Regions from separate parts of the Homo sapiens genome. Here region 2 is linked to region 1. Evidence: read pairs that join two places in POLR2A ChIA-PET (ENCODE). Cell type or tissue: PC-9. All regions are shown on one strand. Each heading gives the region's core, and the rest is flanking DNA. Links, peaks and the distances in the headings are about the cores only. Region 1 overlaps WAKMAR1 (wound and keratinocyte migration associated lncRNA 1). Region 2 has its middle 43 kb from the start of LINC01721.

Region 1 (5,382 bases), core at 262-5,261:
CGAGTTGCAGACATGGACAAGCAAACTGCGAGCTTGAATGGGTGAAAGCCCCCAGAAACTAGAGACTAGACATATTCAAGATGGTGTCTCCATCTTCCCTTCTCTGTCAGCCACGTGTTCAAGAAGGAGCAGACAAGATGGAGCAGGCCTAGGGGAGCGTTCATTTGCACAAGGGTGGGGTAACCAGCCTTCACATCCGCCCTGCCCCCCCATGTAAATGTCACACCTGATCGAACCATTCTGTGAGCCCTACATAAATCAGACACTGCCTCCTCAAGCTGGACTATAAAATCTGGTGCATCCCTGCCAGCCAGACTTTTCTGCTCGGAAGACCCTTCCCTCTATAGAGAGAGCTGTTTTTCTCTCTCTCTTTTATTCTTTTTTTTTTTTTTTTTTTTTTTTTTTTTTTTTTTGAGATAGAGTCTCCCTCTTTCACCCAGGCTGGAGTGCAGTGGCGCTATCCCTGCTCACTGCAAGCTCCTTCTCCCAGGTTCATGCCATTCTCCTGCCTCAGCCTCCCGAGTAGCTGGGACTACAGGCGCCCGCCACCATGCCCAGCTAATTTGTTGTATTTTTAGTAGAGATGGGATTTCACTGTGTTAGCCAGGATGGTCTCGATCTCCTGACCTCATGATCCACCCACCTCGGCCTCCCAAAGTGCTGGGATTACAGGCGTGAGCCACCACGCCCAGGCTTTTCTTTCTCTTTTCTTCTGCCTATTAAACCTCCACTCCTAAACTCCTCATGAGTGTCCTTGTCCTAAATTTTCCTGGAGTGAGAGGACTGAGAGAACAAACCCCGGGTATTTACCCCAGACAACGTAGCCACTTCAGAAAGGCTCTTTAAAAACTACTCAGTTAATCTATTTCTTCAGATAGTCTAAGCCCTGATTTGAATCAGTTGGGGCCCCTGATGAATTTCCTTCACTAAGCCATGCTTCCCTGCCTCCTCTGTCCTTGGTTTTACTCAAGGAGAACCCATGTAACAGGACCAAGTTTGTTTCACGATGCACAGCAAGGCAATACGCTAAGTCACCCAGTTGCAGCTGAGAAAGAGGTTTCATGGTAAAGCAACCAAATGAGGAGACAGAAGGAAACCTCAACTCCATCTCCCCAAGGAGTTTGGAAGTAGGGATTTTAAGGGGTTTGGATGAATAGTGGGCCGAGGTGTGGGGATCCTTGACTGGTCAAAGAGCATAGGGTGAAGTCATGAGACAAGGAGATGAAGAAACCTCATTCTCATCCTGATTAGGCTCCTCTGCAGGGGTCTTCATGCTGATAGTGCTCCTCTGGGGGGGTCTTCATGCTGCTTGGTATCAGCCATTCCACTGGAATTCAGGATCTGAAAAACATATTAAGCAATTGTTAAACAGAAACATTATTATTCTAGCATCAGAAATCCTATCTATAGGAACAACACGGATGCAAGTGGTCAGTATGTAGTGCTGCATGACTTTCGGTAGCAAGCAGCTACAAGGAAATGAGTGTACTTTGGATTCCTTTTAAAGGACAGAACAGTCAAAAGACTGATCTTAGTGAATGAGGAGTGGGAAGTGTGGAGAGGGGCACAGCAGATTAATGCTTAATTCTATTTCTGTCTAGAACTTGGCATGTAATTCTTGTTAACTCGGTGAGAGTGGTTTCACCCAGACAGACATGGGTCTATTCCAGCATTTGATGTGGAAATGCTGTGGAGAGCAGATGACATGCAGGTGGCTGCTACTTTCCCTGTGAAGTGTACAGGGATCATAGGCATTCTTGATGGACTCAGTAGGAGGGAACCCTCCCCTTGAAGGGCCAGCCCCTTTATCTCTAACAGAAGCTGTGCCCTACCTCTGCCTGGCTGCCAGGAAAGCTCAAATGGACACTGGCCCAAACTCTGCCTCCTCTGTAAACCATTACTTTGGCACTTGTCTAATTGGTTGGTGGGTTTTTTTTTATTTTGAATATTATTTTATTTAAAAATTATTGCACATTTTCTGGCAAGTTGTTTTTCAAAACCTTGTAAGTGGGTGAGGATATCAATCACTTAAACTCTCTAAGAATATTGAAAAGGGACTTCTAGGAGAGAATAGAAAAATGACTACCAAGTTTCCTTTCAGCCCAGAGGTTCCACAATGCAGTAACTTGATTACCTTGGGCTGAAACGCCCTCCCTTTCCCACTGGCTCTGCTGAAAATATTTGTGCCTTCAAGGTAGGCCTTGACAACTAATGGCAGCTCAAGTTTTTCTTCATAATTTATGAGTGATAATAAATGTGCCTGCCGCCTCACTATTGGTGTTCTTTCAAATGGCAAGCGTAGACATGAAAACCTGATGACTCATGAAAATGAAATGTCCCAGCGTGGCAGGTGAATTTCCACACTGACGTAGCTCCATGCTGTTGGTTAAAAAGACAAAGACCCATGAGATTTCTCAGGAGGGGCAATGGGATGCAGCCGGCACATGTCTCTGAGAAGCCGGTGATAGAGCTGCCTTTCCAGCCCATTTCCCCCACATTTCCTTCTGCTGTGCCCCTCTCCACGCTTCCCACTCCTCAATCACTAAGATCAGTCTTTTGACTGTGCTGTCCTTTAAAAGGAATCCAAAGTGCAGATGGAAAAGGCGGCACCTGGTGAGAAGTGGCAAGAGGATTTATAGAATCTGTACCTAAAAGATGCCTCTGTCCAGAAAGGGGGCGGCCACTCTCAGGAATCATCCTCAAACTGAATACAGGCCATCAAGGACCTCAGGGAGCACAAGTTAATTGAAATGAAATCAATCCCTCCAGGGCTTTAATGAAGATGTTGAGAAGCCTGCTGGCAGCTGGGACCCGGCAGGCCAGTGTGAAGCTGTGAGGGACAGTCCCTGGATTAAAAAGGGGCAGGAGCTACAGACTGAGGGAGTCCCTGTGCTAAATGCACCTGCCACTGAGCACTTCCATTCTCAGCCTCTACCTGTCGGACACTCACTGCCGGGGCAGCAAACAATAGACATGGAGATTGGGGGCCTGTGGCTGCTTCTGTTGCTCCAGTTGAGCATTTTACAGTGGAGTGAGGGTTTGATCTTATGTCCTAAGGGGTGATCCTTCTGCTGAAACTGCTAAGGAAACGTAGTCCTTTTCTTTTAACACAGGACTGTAGAGTTTTCTGACAAAAGAATAATTCCACTCTTGCTCCTTAAAATCCATTGTTAGGAGCAGACAAAGAGCAGAACATCCACACTCTCTGTTCTGAACACTCTCTGTTCTGAACACTGCAGACCTCCAGCTGCCCTTCCAGGTCGTCCTTTAGCAGACGCTCTTGGAGAAATGCAGATCTAATCTCATCTGTCTATGTTAAGCCCTTTAGGACTCTCAGAACGGGGTTCAAGTTCCTTAGCGGGGCCAACCAGGCATTATCTGTTTCTCCCTCCAGCGCATCTAACAACACACTCCTCTTTTCCCTTCGCCTCCCAGAGTCGTGCCTCTCGCCTCTCCTGGGGCATCCAAACACAAAGCCTCTCTCCACCTCCCCCTCTCCCAGGACGTGTTGAAATCCTCCTCCAGGCCCAGATCTTAAATGCCGCTGTTCCCGCTCTTCTGCCACTTGCTGTCTTTGTGCTGAGGTTTCCCATCTTACTCAGTGCCCGGAAGAGCATCGGAAGTGGTTGATAAGTGGCTGTTGAATATTGGCTGTTGTATGGATGCAGCTATTACTGGCTGTTCTACATCCTGGAATGTGAAATTAGCAGCCAGCTGAATTAAAACTCACTGAGTATGTTTGTATGGATACAAGAACCTGAGGTTGAAGAATGGTGAAAATAGGAAAAGTGATGACCTACAACTAGTAGAAATCAGCCATTTTAGGAGAAAATTGTCTTGCCTTGAGACAGTGAGGAAAGTGAGGAGGCTTTTTCAATAATTTATGTAAGGAATGATAAGGGCTTGAACATAAACTAAAGCAGAGGGATGGAAATATGGATTTGAGAGTTGCACAAGAGGCCAGTGAATGGGTTAGGTCCACATGCCATCAATCAGTGGTTGACTGGGTGACACGTCCCAAGTCATTCAAACCCACTGAGTTTTGGTTGTCTACCTGTAAAGTGAGCATGCCTCGCCCATGAGTATCTGATAAGCTAATACCAGATACACATCTAGGTATGTGCCTGCCACATTGCAAACCTTCATTAAGAAATAGGTCAAACGAAACATATATATATATATAGACACACACACACACACACTTCCAAGCATTTAATAAGATATAATGAATAAAAAGATATTAAAAAAAAGAACAAAAGAATTTGCAAGATGGAGATGGCTTAGCGGGTAGGGCATAAAGAAATGAGGGGGTAGACATCAGAGCCACCTGGCTGGTACCTCCCATCAAAGGCTGACTTTTAGTATTTGCTCAAGGTGAAAACACCGCACGCATGAATGAGCCATAAAAAGCCAGCAGAAATAACTTTCCTTGCTTAGCAAGTGACACTTCCCACATTGGCCTTTTCTGTTCCTAATTCAGCTCCAATCCCTGGAATGAGTTTTTTCATTATTTTAGGTGATCTGGCTAGCTCCTTCTGCTTTCTTTTTTTTTTTTTTTTTTTTTTGGTTGGTGGGGAGGGGGACACAGTCTTGCTCTGTCACTCAGGCTACAGTGCAGTGGCATAATCTTGGCTCACTGCAACCTCCACCTCCCAGGTTTAAGTGATTCTCCTGCCTCAGCCTCCCAGTAGCTGGGATTACAGATATGCACCAAAATACCTGGCTAATTTTTGTATTTTAGTAGGATTTCGCCATGTTGTCCAGGCTGGTCTCGAACTCCTGGCCTCAAGTGATCCTCCCGCCTTCAAGTGATCCTCTTGCCTTGACCTCCCAAAGTGCTGGGATTACAGGGGTGAGCCACCACGCCCGGCCTCCTTCTGCATTTTGACTTTAACTCTGTGCCCCCAGTTTTGCCTGACTCCTGGAATCTTTTAATGAAAAAAAGTGAACGCAGAATAATAGATGTTAAAATTCACATGCCAGTAGCTTCCCTGACCTAGTTTTATGTTGGTCTTCCATTCTATCATTTGTGCAGGCATCTCCTTTAGATGTATCATAGTTTTCTCGGGCATCCCAGCCCATTCCCAAAGGATTCGAAGGCAGGCTAGCATGCAAATTTGGACTTTTTGGGTAGTTGATGGTGGGGGTGGGTGTGGAGGAGAATAACTAAAACAACAAATACAAGGCTAATGGATCCGAAGGTCTGGGGAATATGACTGAACAGTTTTGTGTTTATTCCTTGTACATTGTGGTACAGAAGGTAGACATAGCCCTGGGAAATTCACAGAAGGAGGTAGAAATTTTATGGAGAAAGAAGAAGGAAAATGGACACTGCATACACAGGAACCAGCAGACTGTTCCTCTGAATTCCTTGTTGGCAGC
Region 2 (5,382 bases), core at 208-5,207, 60 kb after region 1:
CATGCCGCACTCAGGTCTTTCTGTTGTCACTTGTTGTCATCAAGGTAAGCTCTAATCTTACCTTGTCTGGTATGAGTTGTCCCCACAGCTCAGGTCACAGTGGTCTTCCTTGGTTGTCTTCTTGCAGACAGGGTATACAGTTTACTGTTGGCCCTCAGAATGCCTGCCAGGCACTGGGCACCCAGAACAGGATGAAGTCAGACTATAAATTTAAACCCGAGTGGAGGGCTGAGTTTCCAAAGAGCACGCTGCATGGCATTCCACATGTTTTCTCATAAGCCACTGGCTACCATTATCCACAGTGTTTTGGAAATTTCGGCAAGAGGTTTTACCTTAATTTCTGCAATAATCTTTTATACCAAAAAATTTTGAAATCCCATTTTCTCTCCTCCCTTTACTGTTGGAAAGAATGTGAACTCTCTAGGATCCCTGTGAAAAATAATGATACAACACCCCTAACCCCAGACATGGAGCACATTTCCCATGCATACGACACTTAGGGGCAGATTGGAAAAATAATAACCAAAATTCCTTCAGGAAAACATCAAAGCCTCCAAAAGCAAAACATACATTTTAATCTCTGCTAGCAACGTCACCAGTTCTCTGCTGTCCAAATTTATAACGTTGGGGCAACAACACGCATAATACAACCACCCAATCCTCTAGGTTCTCTCTACTGTGCTAATATAATAATAGAAATTGTTTGATCTGGTAGAAAAAGGGAGGTGAGGATTTTCTCACTCAGCCATTCTGAACACTGCACATCTCCAAAGGAAGCAAAGCAACATCCTACTCTCACGCCATTAAACCCCAAGCAAGGGAAGCCCAGGGAGCTTGTGGCAGGAGCTCCTCATGGGTGGAGACACATGCAACAGGAACCACTGCAGCAGACCCATCCACAACCCCAGGGCATCTCTCTTTTCTCATTTTTTATATACTGAGATCACACATATGGCATTCATGAGCCTCAATGTCCCAAGTGTAAAGAATATATCTGTATTTGTATCTATCCATCCATCAATAATGAGCATTATGTATTCTATTTATTTGTGACAGTTTTACTTGAAACTATTCCTGTGAGCACTGAGTTGTGGCATCACTAAGCCAAACGATAAGGAGAATGTTTTACCCAAAGCTTGCAGAAAGGGCTGCTACATTGTTAGTCTTACCTTGGGGGTCTTCAAGATGTTGGAAAAGGACAGATAGATCGTTGGGGTTTTCAAGGTAGCAGATGGCACCTGTTGAGGGAGCACTAACTAGGGGCCTTGAAGGGGCAGGTGACAATTGGTAATTGGAGGCTTTTGTGTGCGTCTGTTTCTGCAGGCACTGTGCACAGGGGTGAATGTGTGTCTCCAGGGAGAGGTTGGAACAGGATTATGTTCTCAGGGGGAAGTTCCAGTAGAGGCTGAAAATGTTCACATACAGAAAAGAAGGTGATGCCCAAGTGGAAATAAGGTACACTGGGATGGTGACCCAGGGCCACAGGCAGAGGCTGTGGTCGCCGAACATTTCAAAACTGCTTCTTTTGTGTTGCTCGTTTATGCATTCTTGGAGATAGCCTGCTTTTCTTTTCATCTTAGGACCCTCTGGTCCTTGGTGGTTGGAACAGGATCAGTAGGATCTAGCATTGCTGATGTTCCTGATGGTTGCTCTGAGGGACATTTGTAATCTGGTTATTTGCTGTATCTATTGATCGATGGCTTCTCTGACTATGTGCAATCTCCCTAGCACTAATAATTTTAAGGACTCCTTTTGATGGATCAGTGCCTCTCAGAGTCATTAGGTCACCCAGTGATACACTGTCTGTGTGTGGGGTATCCTTAAAGACATGTTTTAACTCTCTTCTAGTAGAGGTCTCTATTAAGGAATTTGGGTTGTTTTGGGAGGTCAATTCAGAGTCATAGAAATGGGAGGAAAATAGGGGAAATGTTGCAATATGACACAATTTAGAAGGCAGCTCCCTGGGGCTGGTCTTGAGTTTTTCTATCAACGTGCTCCCACGATGAAGATGGATACCAAGGAACCAAAGGTTTCTACCCAAGGCCCTGTGGCCAAGGCTCTGGGTCTTGTCTATGTCATTGCACAACTGGAGGGAGAACAAGGTCAGCAGGTGAGTGTTGGCACAGGATTTTGAATGTGCCCACACATCCAAGTTCTTGTGTTGAGCAACTGAAGATAGGGAAGAGACAGGAGATCTCGTTATGTCCCAGAGCAGTTCTTTAAGATACCACATCAACGCAGCCATTTTTAAAGGCTGCATTGAAAAAATACAAAGATTAGGTACAGAAATGACAACTCAGCAACACATTGAACAATCCAGCATTCCTTTAAGACTTTTAGCCTTAGTCTGATGTTTCCTTACTCTTTGAACCTTGTACCACTGTTGGCTCCAGAATGCAATATTCTTGTACACAGAGACATTGTTTGGCCAAGAGGAATCCTGCCTCAGTCATACCCAGTTTCTTCCCATTTGATGAATGTGAAAGGATGAAAATAGGACATTGCAACAACCTTGCAGGAAAGTGTATCATGGCTGATGAGTGACAAATACCGTGGGCACAGGAGCAGGGGTGTGATTACACATAAGCCTGGAGTCTCCTCCATTCCTAGTGAGCAGCACTGGAGTCTGAATTGGGACACCAGGCTTTAGACTAGGTTCTGTCATTTGTAAACTGTGTGGCTTTGGGAAGGACTCACAAACTCTGAAATCTTTCTTTTCTACCTAAAATGAGCTCTTGAATATCTCTATCAATTCTAAATGTCTCTGACTCTAATTCCATCAAGTTTGTGTCATTCTCCTTCTCGCAGTGGAAAGAGCTCTAAAAGTATCCTTATTTCCTAATGGAATCATTACCCCGAGTGTATCAAGAGCAAATTTTGAATGTCCTTTGGTTACTAAGAAGAGTAAAACCAATGGCATCTACTTAAGGTAACTGGATCCAGAGCAAAGTTAAAAATTAGGATGGATCATTTTCTAACAGCCATTCAAAACCATACATGGTTAATTCAGAAACAAATATTCTGAATTCTAAATACATTAAAATTTTCAGGACACCCTGCCTGCACTGTTGGCATGGAAAACTAGCATGGAGCTTCTGGGGAAGGAAGGAAAGATTGAAAGAGAGAGAGAGAAAGAAAAAGAAGGAAAGGAGGAAGAAAGGAAATGTAGGCTGAGAGAAAAAAAATCAAACAGCTAAGCAGCTAAGCAGTAAGCCCTCTAGGGAACTGAAGAATATTCAGAGTTTATTTGATCTTCTTGCAAAGCTTGGGTGAATTCTTGGAGAATACTTCTAATATAGCATTGGCAAGAAGTCTCAGTTACCAACCTGCCGCATTAACACACCATCCCCTCCCAAATGACATACGGCCAGTCACATGCAAAAGAAATGCATAGAAGTGTCCATTCGGAGTGTTCCTTACAGCTGACCACATTGGTCAGTTAATGTCATAATTATTCCATGTAATGCTCCAAAATTCAGTGGCTGAAAACAATCATTGTTATTACTCCTGCATCTGTGGGGCAACGGGGGTCTGGCTGATCTAGGTTGGGCTTGCTTCAGGGTGCTGCAGCAGGGGCTGCTTGACTGCAGATCACACTGTGGGTCATTTGGGGTGACTCTGCCACACATACTTCTCAGCCTTCTTGCACCAGCAGTCTGGCAGGGTCATGTTCTTCCCTGTGGCAGAGGCAGGACGTAAGTGAAAAATGAACAAGGCCACAGAACAGGCCATTTTACCACTTCCCATTGGCTGAAGCAAGTCACATGGTGCACACGCACACTGTCACTTCAACCCACTTCCACTAGCTAAAATGAGTCATGAGGACGAATACAAAATCCAAGAGTGAAAAATACATTCTGTTTAGCTTAGTTTAGCAGAAGAAAGTTCATTTATTTATTAGTTGTACAAATTTATGGGGTATATGTGGAATTTTATCACATGCATAAATTGTGTAATGGTCAAGTCAGGGCTTTTAGGGTATCCATTCCACAAATAACATATATTGTACCCATTAACTAATTTCTCATTATCCATTAGCCTCCCATTCCCTTTGTCTTTTGAGTCTCCATTCTCTATCTGACCAAAAGAATTCTGCAGTTGTTGAGTAGAATGTTCTGTAAATATCTGTCAGTTCCATTTGGTCCGAAGGCAAACTCAAGTCCAATGTCTCTGTTGTCTTTCTGACCTGATGATCTGTCTAATGCTGTGGATGGGGTGTTGAAGCCCCCCACTAGTATTGTATAGCTGTCTACATCTCTCTTTAGGTCCAGAAGTATTTGTTTTATGAATCTGGGTGCTCCAGTGCGGGGTGTGTGTGTGTGTGTGTGTGTGTGTGTGTGTGTATATATATATATATATATTTAGTTATATATATTTTGTTATATAGTTATAATCTCTTGCTGAAATGACCTTGTCTTTTTTTTTTTTTTTACCATTTTCGACTTAAAACCTGTTTCATCTGATACAAGTATAGCTACTCCAGCAGAAGAAACTTTAATTCATATGACAAAAGCATGGATAAATGGATAAATGAATCAGGACCACTGATGCCATTGTTTCATTATATTACTGAATCTTCTAGGATCCTTCTGCTCTGGTCCCATATCAACCTTGATATCCTCATTTATATGTTTCCCTGGATTCCAGCCATCCACCTAAACCCCAAGTTACTGATTATTGGTCTGTTCCTGAGACTCAGGACTGTTTCTCCTGATCTGGCACTATAGACAAGCATTTCTGGTGAGCTCAGTCTGACAACTCCCCACCCAGAGAGCTGGCATCTTCCCAGGAGCTTCCACCGCTGAAGCAAGGCTTCTCCAGCCTCTCGGTGATAGGGAATGATTGATGGCAGCTATTCTGGGACAGAAATCAAAATGCAACAGGCAGAGAAGGGATTGATGCCACCTGCTCTCACTTATTGAATAGTAATTGCCCATCTTTTAGATGGGTTAACTTCATGTGCTTTTCATATCTGTGATGTTTCTATGGAGCTTTTTAATCTACCTTGGAGGTTGCAAAAGGAGATTCTATTTCAGAAAGCAAAGTGAGGAGTTCAGGCCATCTGTCAGCGCAGGCTTCAGCAAGTAGTGTATTTGCGTGCTGACTTTGCTTCACATCCACCTCCATTTGCCTCTGCCATTTTGTCCTAGGATCATGGTTAATGCTGAAAGAAGCGTGACTCCCATCAGTCATCAGCTCTTCTCAGATAAAGCAAGGTGAAGTCAACTAGAGAATGAGCTCCACAACACCAGTAGAATTTAAATAAAATCAAAGCGAACAGTATTTTGTATGGTTACTTTGCATTTTCATTAGTATTAATAACCAGTCTTCCTTTAGCAAGATAGAATTATCTCTCAGGCCCTTCTTCCCATCTTTGCCCTT

What was found. Peaks named below come from ENCODE experiments on the same cell type or tissue, not always from the same donor. Only the 100,000 strongest peaks of a DNase experiment are listed, where the experiment ranks them.
Region 2: POLR2A ChIA-PET joins it to region 1 with 5 read pairs; 2 of 35 experiments call an interaction of 5 or more read pairs at or near these places.

Annotation. Positions count from the first base shown.
Region 1 is chr20:24,093,674-24,099,055 of GRCh38, forward strand. WAKMAR1 (wound and keratinocyte migration associated lncRNA 1) reads right to left here. Exons shown (of 4, transcript XR_001754557.2): 2 at 1,232-1,341. Among named protein-coding and RNA genes, the nearest start is that of WAKMAR1, 16 kb to the right of the region's middle. In PC-9, for the core only: no CTCF peak of the experiment used is centred there; DNase peaks (open chromatin) are centred at 2,268, 4,048 and 4,388; H3K27ac peaks cover 2,201 bases.
Region 2 is chr20:24,153,690-24,159,071 of GRCh38, forward strand. No RefSeq gene overlaps it. Among named protein-coding and RNA genes, the nearest start is that of LINC01721, 43 kb to the right of the region's middle. In PC-9, for the core only: no CTCF peak of the experiment used is centred there; no DNase peak of the experiment used is centred there.